Linked DNA regions of Homo sapiens: all the other regions are linked to region 1. Evidence: chromatin loops called from intact Hi-C (ENCODE). Cell type or tissue: HCT116. All regions are shown on one strand.

The links. A loop is a pair of places that touch in the nucleus more often than their neighbours do. Peaks named below come from ENCODE experiments on the same cell type or tissue, not always from the same donor. Only the 100,000 strongest peaks of a DNase experiment are listed, where the experiment ranks them.
Region 2: it touches region 1 in a loop (11-fold over the local background); 20 of 110 quality-filtered maps call a loop at or near these places.
Region 3: a loop joins it to region 1, with 2.7 times the contacts of the local background. A loop is called at or near these places in 39 of 110 quality-filtered maps.

Annotation. Positions count from the first base shown.
Region 1 is chr10:71,313,070-71,315,569 of GRCh38, forward strand. No RefSeq gene overlaps it. Among named protein-coding and RNA genes, the nearest start is that of SLC29A3, 4.9 kb to the right of the region's middle. In HCT116, a CTCF peak has its summit at 1,371 (motif pointing right); a DNase peak (open chromatin) is centred at 1,402.
Region 2 is chr10:72,047,544-72,050,043 of GRCh38, forward strand. No RefSeq gene overlaps it. Among named protein-coding and RNA genes, the nearest start is that of SPOCK2, 40 kb to the right of the region's middle. In HCT116, a CTCF peak has its summit at 1,182; a DNase peak (open chromatin) is centred at 1,168.
Region 3 is chr10:71,608,304-71,610,803 of GRCh38, forward strand. All of the region lies in intron 9 of CDH23 (cadherin related 23), which reads left to right. Among named protein-coding and RNA genes, the nearest start is that of CDH23-AS1, 98 kb to the left of the region's middle. In HCT116, a CTCF peak has its summit at 1,062; a DNase peak (open chromatin) is centred at 1,058.

The DNA of each region.
Region 1 (2,500 bases):
CCGAGGCCACAGCCATGGGGGGCGAGTGGGGGCGCAGCACAGAGACAAGGCATGCTCATCCTGCCCTGTCCATTTCCCAACCCACAGAATCTGTGCCATAACAAATTTTTTTTGGCACCACTACATTTGGGGGTCGTTTGTTTTGTACACATAGTAATCAGAGGAGAGCAGCTTCTGGGGCTTTAAGAGCGTTCACTTTCTTGTTCCGGGTGCTGGTGGAACAGACGTCACCATTCTGTGATCATTCATGAACTCTACACTTACGATCTGCACACTAGTCTCTATGTAGGTGGTACTTCCATAAAAAGAACCCAAACAAGGATACCAAAGAAAAACGGGGAGGGGACGTGGAGCAATTTCCCTGTTGTAACTGTGGAGCAAGAGATAGATTGGCGCTGACAAATGGGAACATCCCTAACTGGTGGACTCTGTTTTCTCCGTAAAGACCATCTCCGGGAGGGATGTGTTCAGGGCCCTGGGCCAAGTGGAGGAGGAAGATGGCAACAGTTCTTACAGCAAGCAGGAGCCAAGACACGTGGTAGAACTGCAGGGAATCCTCAGGCCCATCTGGCGTTGATAACTGTGAGTTCCAAGCAGACTCGCTGGTCTGCTGGGGACTCTCCAGTGAGGATCATTTGTCAGCTGTAGCTGGGCTCCCCCAGGGTGGGCCCACGCTGCCACGGGGAGATGAGGGACATGGGAGTTCAGGGTACTGCGAAGATGTTACTGACATGGTGAACCTTGGGATCTAAGCTGCCTGAAGATAGAAGGAAGGACATGCTTGATGGATGAAGGGAAGACAGAGGAGTCAGTGCTGGCATCTCCCGGAAGTCCAGAACGTTCCTGGAGGGAGCCACTGACCAGCACACAGCAAGGAGAGGTGGCTAGAATCAGAAAGGGGACTGGAATTCGAATCAGTGATGTGGGCCATCCGTGGTGGCTCACGCCTGTAATCCCAGCATCTTGGGGGGCTAAGGTGGGAGGATCACTTGAAGCCAAGAGTTTGAGACCAGCCTGGGCAACATAGTGAGACCCCCATTTCTGAATAAAATTTTTTTTAATTAGCCGGGAGTGGTGGCCTGCACCTGTAGTTCCAGCTACTCGGGGAGGCTGAGACGGGAGGATTACTTGAGCTCAGGAGCTGGACGCTGCTGTGAGCTACAATCATGCCACTGCACTCCAGCCTGGGTGACAGAGCAATACCCTGGCTCTTAAAAAATAAATTAGTGATGTGGAAGCAGAGAAGTTATGAGTCCGTAGTTATGGCTTTATCACCATAACTACTAACCCTATCTCTCAGAATCCTCGTGCCTCGCACGGGTATCCAGTAACCCTGGAAAGAAAGACCGTAGTGAGTGAGTGACCCCAATCTGTGAGCATTGCACTGATAGAGAAGTTCCACGAGATGGCAGCATCGGCCCATGAGCCTTATGCCTGGCGCTCTCCGCTCCGCCCGTCGCACCGCCCCCCCGCCCCAACGCCCCGCACCCTCCCCCAAAAGGAGCCTGTGAAAAATATTCTGACTCTTCCTGATTGTTATGTCGCCTGCAGGTCAACAGACCCTGGGGAAGAGAAGAAGAGGAGAGCCTGTAGGGCTCCAGTCTTAAAGATGAGGGCTTGTGTGACCCCCACTCCCAACCACTTTTCATGGAGTCTCCTGGGTGGGTTCTGGAGGCAGAAAGGCAACCATGTGAATTTTGGCTCTGCCGCTGACTAGCTGTGTGACTCTGAATGAGGTACTAACCTCTTTGTGCCCCAGTTTCCGCATAAGCTAAACGGGGCTGACAATTGCACCGACCTCATGGTGTGTGGTGGATTCTACGGGATGGGGGCGGCCGTCAGGGGGCTGGAGGCAGAGCGGGAGCTGTGTCCTCTGGCTCACCGTCTTTAACAGCAATCCATACACCTACTCTGTGCCTCCTAGAAGGCTGTTAGGTTGTTATTCTCACCCCCTTTACAGATGAGAAAACTGAGGCTTGACTTCGTAGGGCCACATAAAAAGCATCCTAGCCCAGGTCTGTCTGGCTCCAGGGCCCAGTTCTGACCACCAAGCCAAGAGGCTTCCCTATCGGCCACCCTGGCCAGCCTTGGCATCTCATCCTCCAGTTCCCTGGGCCTGGAGCTGGTCCTCTTGTGATACTGGGATGGCTTCTGCCAGCACTCAGAACCTTTCAGGGCATTTCCAAACCAAGGAGAAACAAGGTGCTTTTTCTTTTCTTTTTCTTTTTCTTTCTATCTTTTTTTTTTTTTTTTTTGAGACAGAGTCTCGCTCTTGTTGCCCAGGCTGGAGTGCAGTAGCGCAATCTCGGCTCACTGCACCCTCCGCCTTCCTGGGTTCAAGCAATTCTCCTGCATCAGCACCCCGAGTAGCTGGGATTACAGGTGCCCACCACCATGCTCAGCTATTTTTTTTTTTTTTGTAGTTTTAGTAGAGATGGGGTTTCACCATGTTGGCCATACTGATCTCAAACTCCTGACCTCGTGATCTGCCCGCCTTGGC
Region 2 (2,500 bases), 730 kb after region 1:
AGAGGCCGAGCACTGTGACTCACACGTGTTATCCCAGCACTTTAGGAGGCTGAGGCAGGAGGATCACTTGAGCCCACAAGTTCAAGATCAACCTGGGCAACATAGTGAGACCTCCATCTCCATTAAAAAATTTCTTAAAAGGTGGAAAACAGAAAAGTGGACCTACAGATGGAAATTATGGAAAAGGTGTTTGCTCCCACCCCTAAGACAGCTGAGGCTGAGACGAGTTAAGAGGGGCTCTCATCCGCCCATGTTGGATGAGAGTTAGCTGTGAGTTAGTTCTCTGGTGGAAAACAAAGAACAACAGCAACAATAAAAGAACAAATAAAACAATGTGTCTATCTAAAGTATTTTGGGATACAGTTATACAATGCCTGGGATTTGCTTTAAAATATTCCAGCAAAGAAACAAAAAGTACATAGAGGGACCAAGATTTGTCATGAGTTGCTAATTGTTGAAGCTAGGGGTGGGTACATGAGGGGTGTTTGTTTGTTTGTTTATCTGTTTGTTTTCTGAGACGAAGTCTTGCTCTGTCACCCAGGCTAGAGTGCAGTGGTGCAATCTCAGCTCACTGCAACCTCCACCTCCCAGGTTCAAGCGACTCTCCTGCCTCAGCCTCCCGAGTAGCTGGGATTACAGGCGCATGCCACCATGCCCGGCTAATTTTTGAATTTTTAGCAGAGATGGGGTTTCACCATGTTAGCCATGGCTGATCTCAAACTCCTGACCTCAAGTGATCTGCCCACCTCGGCCCTCAAAGTGCCGGGATTACAAGCGTCAGCCACCGCACCCAGCCATGTGTCAATTTTCTTAAGTTAATTGATTGATTCATAATCAAGAAAAGTCTTCAAATGGTTATTGTTGGCTGTTCCTTTCTTTTCCCTGTAGTATTCTTTTGCTGTTTTTGAACTTGTTTTGTCTGCCAAGGGAGCAGGTATCTTTAGTGGACAAGGGGTACCAGTCATAAAAGATTAAGAGACAATTATGGAAGAGTAAATGTTAAATAGAATGAATTTTGGTCATTAGCCTAATCCCAGACCTCCCCCGATCCCATCCACTCCCTGACTTGAAAAACCTCCGTTGGATTTCCCTGGCCACCTCCTGGGCCTGGTTGCCAGAGGCGTTTTCTGACGCAATGCCTAGCACGCCCTCTGGTGGCTACTGGCAGAAGTGCATAGGTCCGTGCTGTCTTTCTGAGCTCACAGAAGCCAAGTTTTAGAGCTTCCACTAGAGGTCACAAACTGGTTGCTCTACAGGCTGAATGCGACCTATAGATGTGCTATCTATAAAGCATGAATATAGGGACCAGGTTCTTAATATGTTACCAGCATTTAAAAATCTAGATATTTTACGTACAAATCCAGATTTCTGGCTTCTTTGGAAAGCCAAGTCTGACAATGACAGGCAGAGACCCGCACTCTCCAGTTACCCGTCTGGCCTCTGTGGTTTATGTTCAGTTTCTCCAGCACACAATCCCTGTAGTGGGCGGAATAATAAGTCCCAAATATTTGTGTCCGCCAGGAACCTTGGAATGTGACCTTATTTTAGAAATAAGATCTTTACAGATGTAATTAGTAAATCACCTGAAGATAAAATCATACTGGATTTGGGGTGGGCCCTAAATCCAACAATTTATGTCTCTATAGGAAGAGGGAGAATACCAGCTGGGTGCAGTGGCTCACATCTGTTATCCCAATGCTTTGGGAGGCCGAGGAAGGAGGATTGCTTGAGGCCAGGAGTTTGGGATGAGCTTGGGCAGCATAGCAAGACCCAGTCTCTACAGAAATTTTTAAAAATTAACCAGGCTTGGTGGCTCACACCTGTAGTCCTAGCTGCTCAGGAGGTTGAGGCAGGAGGGTCACTTGAGCCCAGGAATTTGAGGTTACAGTGAGCTATGATCATACCGCTGCACTCCAGCCTGGGCCACAGAATGAGACCCTGTCTCAAAAAAAAAAAAAAAAAAAAGAAGAAGAAAGAAAAAGAAGAAGAAGGAGGACAAGAAGAAGGATAAGGAGAAAGAGGAGAAGAAGAAGAATGAGGAAGACGAGGAAGATAGACAGGCACAGAGGAGAAGGCCATATGGAAATGGAGACAGCCTAGAGTGAGGCATCTGCAGGTCCAGGAATGCAAGGATGGCTGGCAAACACAGAAGCTGGGGACAGGCCTGGCACAGATCCTCCCCAAGAACTTCAAGAAGGAGCCAACCCCACTGACACCTTGAGTTTGAACTTTTGGCTGCCAGAACTGTGGAAGAATAAATTTGTGTTGTTTTAAACCACCCAGTGTATGGTCATTTCTCATGACAGCCCTAGAAAACCAACATGCAATCCCCAGGAAACCCTTGCCCTTCTACAACATCCCGCAAACAGGCCTCTGCTCTAAAGCCTCAAGGGAGGGAGAGCTCACATCTCCCAGCTGAGTGATGGACTAATCATTGGAAAGTTCTTTCTGCTAAACCGGTACACAACACAAACAACACAAAATCAGGCTAGAGTCTATA
Region 3 (2,500 bases), 300 kb after region 1:
TGACGCTGGACCTGGGCAGGGCCAGGTGACCAAGTCAGAGGCCACAGTGGAGATCAGGATCGCACAGGTCAATCTCATCCAGCCTCCTGCCTCCATTCAGACACTGCCATTTAAAGAGATGGCTGCTTAGGCCCAGCTCCTAAGATCCCGAGCTCCTCATAAGCCATGGCTTTTTTCTTCTCTTCTCTCCCCTGCGGCCCCAACACAGGACTAGGCCCCAAGTATGCCGCTGCCTCTTACATACTGGTTGACCCTTTGGAATTGCTGCAGAGGGAGGAAGAGAAACTTCAGGCCATCCAACAAATATATAATGAGCGCTGTTCTGGGGACTGCCAGAGATTGCAGCATGAGACCCCAGCCCTTATCCTCAAGGCCACGCTGGGTCTCCAGGCATGAGAATTAAAGAAGCGCACTGCACAGGGCAGCTGCCTCGTGAGTTCTGAGCCCAGCACTCAAGGGCTCAGAGGAGCCAGAGGTGGCAGAGCCTCCAGGCGAGAGATGCGGGTGGGCTTCCTATAGCAGGTGATACTGGACCTTCAGAAAGGGCAGTTCCCAGGCCGAGTGGGGAGCCTTAGGCTTTCCTTTAACTCTGAGTGCAGAAGAGCAGAGGCAGGACTCAGGGGCTGTTAGCCCAGCGGAGCAGACAAAGCAATTGAAAGTCATCAGCCTGTGTTCCCGCACGCACCATCGGCCACTCACTAAACTGCTTTTCGCCCAGACCCAGCTCTGCTGTGGTTCAAGATGCTGCCAGTGAGATAACAAGGGGACAAGATGTGGGAATGATGAGATTTGGCAGCAGGCAGGAGGGGCGATGCTGCAGGTGGGGCAGGGGGCGTGAAGGGGGGTAGCCTTCCAGCCTGGAGGAAGAAAGAGGTAGGGGGATAAGCCTAAGCTCCCCCTGCCCCACATGGCTCGAAGAGAGAGAACTGCCCCGCCCCAACATCAGACCTTCTACCCCCTGCTGCAGCCCCTCCCAGTCCACTTCTCTCTCCCTCTCCCTCTCCCTCTCCCTCCGACCACCTAGAAAACAGCAGAAGTCCTTTGCTTGACTCTGCGGCGCCCTCTAGCTGCCACTCAGCCTCTTGCCTTGTTTTTTACACCAAACTCTGGGCAGCAGCACCTCAGGACCTGTGCTCACTGTCCCCACATCCCTGCCCCACCGTCCCTCAGTATCTTAAAGTCTGACTCTGGGGACATCTGAAGACCCAGTCAGTGGCCTTTGCCAGACCTTCCTCTTCCTGAGCTCTCTGCTCTATCTGACCCTGCAGACCGTCTCTTTCTCAAGACTGCCTCCTTCCCTGACTCTGGGCACCCGGCACTAGGCTGGTTTCCCATCTACCTCTCTGGCCATTGCTTCTCTGTCTCCTTCACTACCTTCTAAATATTCCTGGTTATACTCGTCCAATTATACATGTGCCATAAACAGCAGCCTCGCCTGGTGCGCTTTTTCCCAGTGTCTGACGAACGTCACCAGCCCCATTGTGCTGACAGCTCTTGTCTCTTGCCTTACCTTCCCCCACCAGTCCCCATGGTAGGCCACCTCCCCAGCTACCTGGAAGACATCGCAACATGGACATTCTGCTGCTATGTAAAACTCTACCATGGAGGAATTTATCTAGAACTTTCCAGAATGTGTAAGGACTCCCCCGTGTGTGTGTGTGTGTGTGTGTGTGTGTGTGTGTGTGTGTGTGTGAGAGAGACAGAGAGACGAGAGAGAGAGAGACGGAGTCTCACTCTATCACCCAGGCTGGAGTTCAGTGGCATGATCTTGGCTCACTGCAACCTCCGTCTCCCAGGTTCAAACAATTCTCCTGCTCAGCCTCCCGAGTAGCTGGAATTATAGGCACCTGCCAGCATGCCCGGCTAATTTTTATATTTTTAATAGAGATAAGGTTCACTGTGTTGGCCATGCTGGTCTTGAAATGCTGACCTCAAGTAATCTGTCCACCTCGGCCTCCCAATGTGCTGGGATTACAGGCATGAGCCACTGTGCCCAGCCCTAGGACTCCCTCTTGAGGAAGAAGCCACTTTGTTGACACTCCACTCTATGAAGGATGATGATCTCTTATTTGCCTCATCCTATTTCCTTGCCCCATAGCACAGGGCCAGGTGCAGAATGTGCACAAATGTGTGGAAGGCGAATGCTTGCAGGGAGAGAAAAAGAAATGTAAATCTAAGTCCAAGCTGGCCACTTGCTAGCCATGTGACCTTAGGCAAGTTATTGAGCATCTCTGAGCCTGCTTTCTCACACAGAAGATGGGATATCTTCTTATAAGGTGGTTGCAACGAATAGGTGATGTGATTGTGCAAACAGCTTAGCTCAGTGCCTGGTACATGGTAAGTGTTTGATAAGTAGTGGCTGCTACTTTTTAATAAATAGGAGAATGAAGGCTGCAATCCCCACCCCCCGACCCCTGCCCAGCAGCCTTTCACACATGATTCATTCCTCCCAGCCTCTCTCTTGCAAATCTGAAAAGGTCTTGATTCCTGGAGCTCCTAG